Linked DNA regions of Homo sapiens: region 2 is linked to region 1. Evidence: read pairs that join two places in POLR2A ChIA-PET (ENCODE). Cell type or tissue: PC-9. All regions are shown on one strand.

Region 1 (5,000 bases):
TGGTGAGCCCTGGCCATGTGCACATCCTCTTTTGCCCTCCCCCAGCCAGAGTTGCAGTGTTCAAACACCCACGCTTGTAGCTTTCTTGCCCAAACCAAAGGCCTATGCAGCAGCATTTTACCAGCATTGCATACCCTAAGTGCGCTGATACCTGGTACCCAGGGGCTTATTCTTTATAGTGGATCTGACAGGCAAGCTGCAGGCCAGGTGTAGCTCTTGGAGGAGGCTCGTTGTCAGGTGAGATGGCTTCAGGAAGTGCCTCACCCAACTTGTCTGTTTGCCCACAGGCTGTCCTGTGGCCCTCATGCTCCCCCCAGAAGGGTTAGGCTTCATAGTGAGGGAGTTTGGGAAACCAGGTGGAGATAGCCATGTACACAGCCCTGGAAAAGGGTCAGTGTGCCAGCTTACAGATCAATAAACTCATTCATTAGCACACTGCTGGGGCTTGAGTGTAGCCATCTAGGCTCTGCTTTCTTGGCCTCAGCTGGTGACAGAGTAAGGGAAACATGCTGTGTGAAAGTCCCCTTTGGGATTCCTTCATAGCAGCCAGAGTGACGAACCTGCCCAAGTGCCTGCTAGTCTTTATTAATTCAAAATCAGATCTACTCTAAGCAGCTTATAAACTATCATGTGGGAGAAACAAGGCCAAAACACAACTGGCATTGTCAGAGGGCCCAAGCAGAGTGAGCGAGACAGGATGCTCAGAGCTGCCAGTACCTGGCAGGAGGTCAGCATCAGGAATAACAAGAATCTTCCCTCCCAGATTTAGGCTGACAGGAGGAAATCATAGCTAGGAAACTCTCCTATTCCTTTGAACTCTACAGACAGTGTTGTTGCCTTCCGATTTGTCTTATTTAGCAGGAAGAGGTTCTTGGTGCTATCACAGAATGGGAGAAAAAGGGGGGAGCTCAGGCTTCATTCCAGCTTCTTTCTTCTCTACCGTGCAACCTTAAGTTACTTAACCTCTTCAGAGTGTGTTTTCTTTTCTGTGAAACGGGGACAGTTATAATGTCCTGAGAGACAGAATGAATGTAAATGCATCTTACAGTGACAAGTCTCACATTACAGAACATAGTAAATGGTAGTAATCATTATTATTATTTTCTATAAGGCAGGATTGATAGCTTCAGCCCTTTATTATTTGATATTCCTAGTGAGTGACATTTTCTTCCTTTGTCCCGTCTCCATGCTTGCCTTTTAGAGATATTTGCACGCCAGGTTTGAACACTCCTTTTTTTCTTTACTTTGCTAGCTGCGTTATTTGCCTTTCTTATATGTAAAAGAGATCAGTATTATGTATGAGCCACTGGAATCACTGAGAGACAAGGATAGTACTGTGAAGCTTAAAACCTAAATAATAAATTGTGGGTTTAAGAACATCATCAGGCCAGGCGCGGTGGCTCACGCCTGTAATCCCAGCACTTTGGGAGGCTGAGGCAGGTGGATCACTTGAGGTCGGGAGTTTGAGACCAGCCTGACCAACATGGTGAAACCGTGTCTGTACTAAAAATACAAAAATTGGCTGGGTGTGGTGGTGGGTGCCTGTAATCCCAGCTACTCAGGAAGCTGAGGCAGGAGAATCTCTTGAACCCGGGAGGCAGAGATTGCAGTGAGCCAATATCATGCCACTGCACTCCAGCCTGGGTGACACATCAAACTTGGGAGGAGCAACTTGAGTTTGATCCTAAACAGAGTAGTAGCTTCTGCACAGATTCAGTCTATATTCAGAGTAGGTGCTTAGTAATACTTGTTCAATAAATGATTAGTTAATTAATATAGGAATCTTTTTCATTACAAGATTTTTTTAAGTTTATTTTGCATTTTTTTTGTTTCCTGGATACAGATTGGCACACTGATACTTTGCTTTTTTTTTTTTTTTTTTTTTTTTGAGACAGAGTCTCTCACTGTTGATGCCAAGGCTGGAGTGCAATGGCACAGTCTCGGCTCACTGCTACCTCTGCCTCCCAAGTTCAAGCGATTCTCCTGCCTCAGCCTCCGGAGTAGCTGGGACCACAGGCACCTGCCACCATGCCCAGCTAATTTTTGTATTTTTAGTAGAGATGAGGTTTCACCAGGTTGGCCAGGCTGGTCTCAAACTCCTGACCTCAGGTGATCCACCCTCCTCGGCCTCCCAAAGTGCTGGGATTACAGGCATGAGCCAGCGCGCCCAGCCTGCATTCTTAAGGGCAGTTTTTATTTATTATGTTTTAGCATGGAAGTGTGTTATCCCCTCCATAATGCCCCCTGCCCTTCTCAATTCCCCCTCGTTTCCAACAGAGGTCTGACATTATGACTTTAAATCAGTGGCAAAATGTAATTTGACCTCTCAATGTTAAATTTAGGCATTTATTATGAGGGTATACACCCATGATGTGAGTTAAAGTGAGCTGTATTGTGAAATAGCTTACTTAATGACTCAACGTTATTGTTATATGGTCAGAGTCTGTGACAGGTGTTGGCTTTGTTTTGCAGTGGGTAGCAGGATCTTCAAGTCTTTTATTTTTATTAACCATTTTGACTTTGTTTTATTTATTTTTCTTTGTTTCTTTTTCTTTCTTTTTTTTTTTTTTTTTGAGACAAGGTCTCACTGTGTCTCCCAGGCTGGAGTACAATGGCACTACCATAGCTCACTGCAACCTCCACCTCTGGGGCTCAAGCGATTCTCCTGCCTCAGACTGTAGCTGAGACTACAGTCATGCACCACCGTGCCCCACTAATTTTTTTTTGAGACGGAGTCTTGCTCTGTTGCCAGGCTGGAGTGCAATGGTGTGAACTCGGCTCACTGCAACCTCCGCCTCCCTGGTTCAAGCCATTCTCCTGCCTCGGCCTCCCAAGCAGCTGGGATTACAGGCATGTGCCACCACGCCCAGCTAATTTTGCATTTTTAGTAGAGATGTGGTTTCACCATGTTGGTCAAGCTGGTCTTGAACTCCTGACCTCAGGTGATCTGCCTGCCTCAGCCTCCCAAAGTGCTGGGATTACAGGCGTGAGCCACTGCGCCCGGCCTAATTTTTGTATTTTTTATAGAGATGAGGTTTCGTCATGTTGTCCAGGCTGGTCTCGAACTCCGGAGCTCAGGTGATCTGCCTGCCTCGACCTCTCAAAGTGCTGGGATTACAGGCATGAGCCACTGCACCTGGCCTATTTAGTTTTCTTTTACCATTCAACATACTTCAGTCTTTTCTGAATGATTCAGGATGTCCTGATAACTCTTAACTGTATTTTGCCAGACTATTGTCTCTGAGTTGTACCTGTTGAACCTCAATTGCTCTGTTATTTTTTTCGTGTCTCTATTAAATAAATTTTTCATTTCCTCTTTTCCTACTAGGCTGCTAGCAGTTACTCTTGTTATAGGTATGCTTGCCTCCAGTTAGCCAGTCTTTTTTTTTCCTGATGTGCTATTTCTAATATGATGCTAGTTTTGAAGCTTAAATTACTGTACTTGTGAGGACTGAATGAAAAATAGGGTCAATAGATCCTGGAGGGTTTGTTCTAATCATTAAAGGAGGCAAAAACAACAAAAACCTTCGTAGGACTCTGGGATCAGATTGTCTAGGTTCAGATCTCAGTTTTAGCACTTACTAGGTTTGTATCATTGGGCAAGTTACTTCTCTAGGACTCAATTTTCTCACCTGTGAAATGAGGACAGTAAGGACACAAGTATCAGCTTCATGGAGTTGTTGTAAAAATTAGGAAAAATAATGCATCCAAATCACTTGGCATAGTGCCTGGCACGTAGTTGTGTTAACTGTTAATTATAGCACTTGTCCGTTTTTGCTATTTAAGTTTTTTTTTTCTTTCTTTCTTCCTGTTAGTCATTTTTAGAATAGGAAAAATTGCCAGATAAACTAACTGGTTGAATTCAGCGTCAATCAGATGTCACCCTAATAATGGTCAAATAAGTTAGTAGTAATCTATTATCTCTGGTGTCCAAAAGTTTTCACTGGGGTGTCTGTGGATGAAACACAGAGTTGGAGTTGAGATTTCTTCACTTCCATCCTTCCATTCCAATATCAGATGTAATTTTTTCTTAATGTCTGAGAATAATAGTATGTTGGCCTGGTGTGGTGGCTCACGCCTATAATCCCAGCACTTTGGGAGGCCAAGGCAGGAGGATCACTTGAGCTTATGAGTTTGAGACCAGCCTCGGCAACGTGGCGAAACCCCATCTCATCTCTACAGAAAATACAAAAGTTAGCTGGGCATGGTGGTGCATGCTTGAAGTCCCAGCTACTTGGGAGGCTGAGGTAGAAGGATGGCTTGAGCCCAGGAGGCAGAGGTTGCAGTGAGCTGAGATTATACCACTGCTTTCCAGCCTGGGTGATAGAGCCAGACCTTGTTTCAAAAAAAAAAAAAAAAAGATAGTATGTGTAGAATGCTAGCACAAAAGGGAAGATAAAGAAGGTACCATTTATGTAAAAAGAATACACACATACATAAACTTGTGTGTGTATAGGTTATATGTGGAAGGATTCCTAAGAAACTAGTAGCTGAGGTTGTCTTTGGGAGAGGAACGGGTTGGCAGGGGATGAAGGTAGGAAGGAGACTTGGTTTTTATTACTATGTACATGTATTACCTTTTAAAAACAGTTATCAAACAAGCGTAAATTGAATGTGATAGGCTTCAAGGTCAGGTGGCCTAAGAATTGGTATTCAGCTGCTTGTCTGGACATTCCAGGCAGCTGACTTCTTAAGATTTTGGCCCAGCCTTCAGCTCTGCTTTTCCCTTGAAGAGGATAAACAAAAAAGTCCTTCACAACAGGACTGCTTTTCTGTCCTTAACTACCTAGTAAATTCGATTCACAAACTCAGGGAAAGAATTAGGTGAGCATTTAATTAGCTGAATGTTGTACTGGTGATTGGACAGCCCTGTGGATCAGAACCTTATTTTCCCAGTAGAACTCATGGGAATCTTCAGTAACTTCCGGTTGATAGGAAGACTGATTCTTTGCCTTTGGTCTTACAACTTTATGTGTAATGAGATTTGCGGTAGAGTTTTA
Region 2 (5,000 bases), 410 kb after region 1:
TTTTCCAGTAACTAAAATTGATCTCTAGAAGTAGAAAATAAAAAGGCAGTGTCCTGGAGTAATCAAATTTAAATATGGGGTTTGAAGTGTGACTTAGGCAAATTACTTAACCGCTCTCAGCTGCAGTTTCTTCAGGTGTAAAAATGGGATAATAATAGGACCTACCTCACTGGTTTGGTAAGAGAATTACAGGATGATTCATGTGAAGCACTTTGCCCAGTGAGCTATTACTGAAAACCCCATAATCACTCTACCTTCTCTGTAACTGGTTTGTGATATATGCTTTCAAGCCTTTCTCTGTGCATTTATATACATAGATAGGTATATATAGAAATACGTCTTTTTTAAAAAACAAATTGTATCATATATATTATTCTATGATATGTTTTTGGTTTTTTATTTGTCTGTCTTAGAACTTTCTAATGCCTTCTATTAGGGTCATCTTCATTCTGAGGCATAGTATTCCAGATGTGGGTGTATCACAGTTTAGCTTCCCTCTACTCATGTCTATTTAGGTGATTTCTCATTATTTTATGACCATAAATAGCATTATAGGGAACATCCATGCATATGTCTGTTGGGGCACCTATGTGAGTGTTTCTCCAGGTTCAATACGTAAAAGTAGAACTGCTGAGTCCAAACCACACCTTTTTAAAACCTCATCCTTAGGGAAGAAAAAAAAATAAAAAAATAAAATCTTTTTTAATTTGGTGACTAGGTAAGACATTTTCATGGTTCAAATTCAAATGGTACAAGAGTTTACCCTAATGCAGCTTGTGTTTTGGTTTCTTGTTGATCCTTTCAGATGGCTTATTCATAACAAGTAACTAATAACAAGTAAATATATTCCTTGGGGCCTCGCTCTGTTGCCCAGGCTGGAGTGTAGTGGCACAATCTTGGCTCACTGCAACCTCCGCCTCCTGGGTTCAAGCAATTCTCCCACCTCAGCCTCCCAAGTAGCTGGGACTACAGGCATGTGCCACTACGCCTGGCTAATTTTTTTTTTTTTTTTGGTAGGGACAGGGTTTCACCATGTTGTCCAGGCTGGTCTCAAACTCCTGACTTCAAGTGATCCACTGGCCTCTGCCCCCCAAAATTGCTGGGATTACAGGTGTGAACCACCGTGCCCAGCCTCCTTTTGCCCACTTTTTTTTCTTTAACTTAACAGTACACCTTAAGACCATATTGGTGACTAAAGAGCTGCCAACATCTCTTCTTTTTTTAGCCAGACCCATTCTTTTTTGTCTCTGTGTGCCCAGAACCTACACAGGCCTGATGGAGTCCACACTCAGTAATTGTTTGCTAAGGCCCAAGTAAATGACAATGTCTGTCACCTAAGGCAGGCTGATGGTATGGAATAGAATTGCTTGGGCTGTGAACCTAGATTTTGTGAATTACTTGTATGAATCTAAAATGAAGCATTTTCTCTTCCACGCTTTTGTTTCTTCTGTTAATCAATAGGTACCATGTGAAGATCCAACACTTGGTCTTTCTGGGAGGTTATGGAGCCTAGAAAAGGCGTAATCCACAATGAGATTTCTAATCCAGAAAAAAAGTCAGAAAGTGTACGTGTGTGTGTATGTGTGTGTGTGTGTGTGTGTGAGAGAGAGAGAGAGAGAATGATTTTACTCCAAATCTTTACCAAATGCCTGCTCTATGCCGGGCCATTGTAGGCACTGAGGACAGAGAGGTGAGTCAGCCAGAGCCCTAGCCTCTGGGGCTCCTGGTCTAGTTAGAGAACATACCACAAAACAAAATTAAATAACATCAGCTCTATGAGGAAACACAGGCAGTCTGCTACACAAAGTTAACTATCATTTATTGAGTATTTAGTATGTGCCAGGCATTATTCTAAACACTTTGGAATCACTGACTCCTCACCACAACAGAGATAAGGAAACCGAAGCCCAGAGAGGCTAAGTAACCTACCTGAGGTTATTTAAATGGTAAAATAATTGGCAGAGCCAGGATGTGAACCCAAGGAATTTGGCTCCTGAGTCCATGCTCTGAACATCCATGCTTTTTTTCCTCTCCCAAGATACTATATAGGACAGCTGGAAGAAAGAGTAGTTCATTATGATTAGATGATTGAGATGGGGGGTGGTATTTGAACTAGACCTTAAAAGACAAATAGGGAAAAGGAACAGCATAGCAAGGACCCAAAAGTAGGAAAAGGCAAAAAAAAAAAAAAATGTTCAAGAGAATGCAGCTGAAATGCAGGGCGCATAAGTGGATATAGTGGGAAAGAAGGCAGGCCAGCGTCAGACAGCCGCGGGGCCTTAGCTACTGGGTGGAGGAGGAGTATGAACTTTATCCTGTAGATCAGAGCTGCAAACTAGCCATATCTAGGCTGAGTATTTGGCTCCTGCAGTGTTTGGGGAGTTAATTTGTTTTTTACAATAAGTAATACGTTCAAATACATTTGAACAGGGCGCAAAATTCAAAAGGGTATTCAGTACAGAGTAAGTCCCCTTCCTCCAGCCACTGTTTCCCTGACCAGGGGCAAGCATTGTTAACAGTTGTTTTCACCAGAGTATTTTTAAAAAGTCAGAGCCAACATTTAAAAAAAAAAATCATGAAATTAAAACAAAAAATCTAGCAACCCAACTTGTCTTGAAAAATTATATCATCTGGCAACTCTGGCCTACTTTCCTGCATGGCAACAATTGGCTAGAGCAGAGTTCTGGCTGCCCCCTTTAGAGAAGATGCAAGTACTTCTTTTTGCCACAATTCCTATCACTCCCTGTTGCTTCCTGGCTACAAAGCAGAATTTTGTCATGCACGTGCTATAGGTTTTTTTAAATAGTAGAAAAATGTTTCTTTTTTTTTTTTTGAGACAGAGTCTCACTCTGTCGCCAGGCTGGAGTGCAGTGGCACGATCTCAGCTCACTGCAACCTCTGCCTCCTGGGTTCAAGCGATTCTCCTGCCTCAGCCTCCAGAGCAGCTGGGACTACGGGTGTGTGCCACCACGCCCAGCTAATTTTTGTATTTTTAGTAGAGATGGGGTTTCACCATGTTGGCCAGGATGGTCTCGATCTCTTGATCTTGTGATCTGCCCGCCTCGGCCTCCCAAAGTGCTGGGATTACAGGCATGAGCCACCGTGCCCGGCCAGTAATGTCATTTTATGTTAATGTCTCTATCAAAAGTGAGAAGACTGTGTGTTTCAGCCTTTAGCCTGTAGATAGCAGAGAACAGCTATAAACTATTGATCCTAAATTCAGGAGGGCATAATGAGCCCTGGGACAGAGGCAGAGGGATGTCTTAGCAGAAAAACTCTGAGTTTTTGAGGCCAAGATGAGACTTGTTGGGGGCAGCAGAGCTCTATGTGTTCAAGCCAAGGAAATGCTCCTGTAGTCATCACATAGCTACTCAGGGTATTAGGTCACCCCTTATGTAATCTGCAGTCATTCCCATTCTAACTCATAAAGGCTTCAGACTGAATAAACCTTATTCTCACAAATAGCCTTCCTCAGTTTTATCTTAGATGCTGAGGCCAGGGCAGTGGTACACACCTGCAGTCTCAGCTACTGGGGAGGCTGAGACAGGAGGATTGCTTGAGCCCAGGAATTTGAGGCTATAGTGCACTATGATGGCACCTATGAATAGCCACTGTATTCCAGTCTGGGCAACATAGTAAGACCCCACTCCAAAAAAAAAAAAAAAAGATGCTGAGAAGGGTAATTTAGAAATTATCTACCAAAATTTAAAATAGATTTACCTGAATTACTTGATATTTTTACTTTTAGAAATTTAGAATGTATGGACTTTCTCATATATGAAAATATCTAGAATGTATATTCTAGGATACCCATTGAAACATTAATGGTAATAGGAAAATAAAGAAACCACCTATATACTAGATTCAATAAATTATGGTATATCCTAAGAGTAGAATAATATACAGCAATTAAAAATAATGAAAATGCTCTATTTGAACATATAAGGAAATATTTAAAAAGCACAATGTAGTATAGTTTGCTATGGGGGTGAAAAAAAGAGAAAATATATGTGTATACATATATATCAATACAAAGATGACTGGAAGGATGTGTGAGACACTAGTCTGTCATTTGCCTCTGGGGAGGAGAACTGGGTGGCTGGGGCCCAGTCTTTTCCCCAGGAGACTGGAATGAGAGTGAGACATACTTCTCACTATATATTCTTATGTCTCTTTTGAATTTTGTATCATGTATTTGTATTACCTGTTAAAAAAATAATAATATTTTGGCTGGGCATGGTGGCTCATGCCTGTAATCCCAACACTTTGGGAGGCTGAGGCAGGCAGATCACTTGAGGCCAGGTGTTTGAGACCAGCCTGGACAACACAGTGAAACCCCATCTCTACTAAAAATACAAAAATTACCTGGGTGTGGTGGCACACACCTGTAGTCTCAGCTACTTGGGAGGCTGAGGCAGGAGAATTGCTTGAACCCAGGAGATGGAGGTTGCAGTGAGCCGAGATTGTACCACTGCACTCCAGCCTGGGCAACAGAGTGAGACTCTACCTCAAAAAAAAAAATAGTACTTTAAAAATAAATATCTAAATACCAAGTTCTAACACCGTAAACTTATACCACCATAATGACAAACTGATATTAACTCAAAGGTTAAACTCAGGAATGCTTTATAATACAAGTCACAAGATTTTCTTTTCATCTCTTACCCAAGTTCTAGTTCAGTTGTTGGCAGGGATCTCAGAATGCACTTTTCCCTTCTAGAATCAGTGTCCTTGATGGTATTTGGGTTTCTCGTCTATGATAAAGTCCAAAGAATGCGGAATGCAGCTGAACTCTAGGCCTGTTAACCTGAGTCACCATCACTAACATTGGTGGAAAAAACACTCCTGGCTTCTACTAAGGGAACCAGAGTTCACTTGTCCTACCCAGTAACCAAATCAAAATCAAAAGGCAAGGAAACTGGAGTGTGAGCTCCTGATGCATGGAAGGGCCTGGGCTTGAACATCAACCAGCAAGGAGCAGGCTTCCATGTATGTATGTG

Evidence for each region. Peaks named below come from ENCODE experiments on the same cell type or tissue, not always from the same donor. Only the 100,000 strongest peaks of a DNase experiment are listed, where the experiment ranks them.
Region 2: POLR2A ChIA-PET joins it to region 1 with 5 read pairs; 1 of 35 experiments calls an interaction of 5 or more read pairs at or near these places.

The regions. Positions count from the first base shown.
Region 1 is chr20:35,355,245-35,360,244 of GRCh38, reverse strand. All of the region lies in intron 6 of UQCC1 (ubiquinol-cytochrome c reductase complex assembly factor 1), which reads left to right. Among named protein-coding and RNA genes, the nearest start is that of UQCC1, 54 kb to the left of the region's middle. In PC-9, no CTCF peak of the experiment used is centred here; a DNase peak (open chromatin) is centred at 2,404; H3K27ac peaks cover 514 bases.
Region 2 is chr20:34,946,616-34,951,615 of GRCh38, reverse strand. All of the region lies in intron 2 of GSS (glutathione synthetase), which reads left to right. Among named protein-coding and RNA genes, the nearest start is that of GSS, 6.7 kb to the left of the region's middle. In PC-9, no CTCF peak of the experiment used is centred here; a DNase peak (open chromatin) is centred at 165; H3K27ac peaks cover 2,292 bases.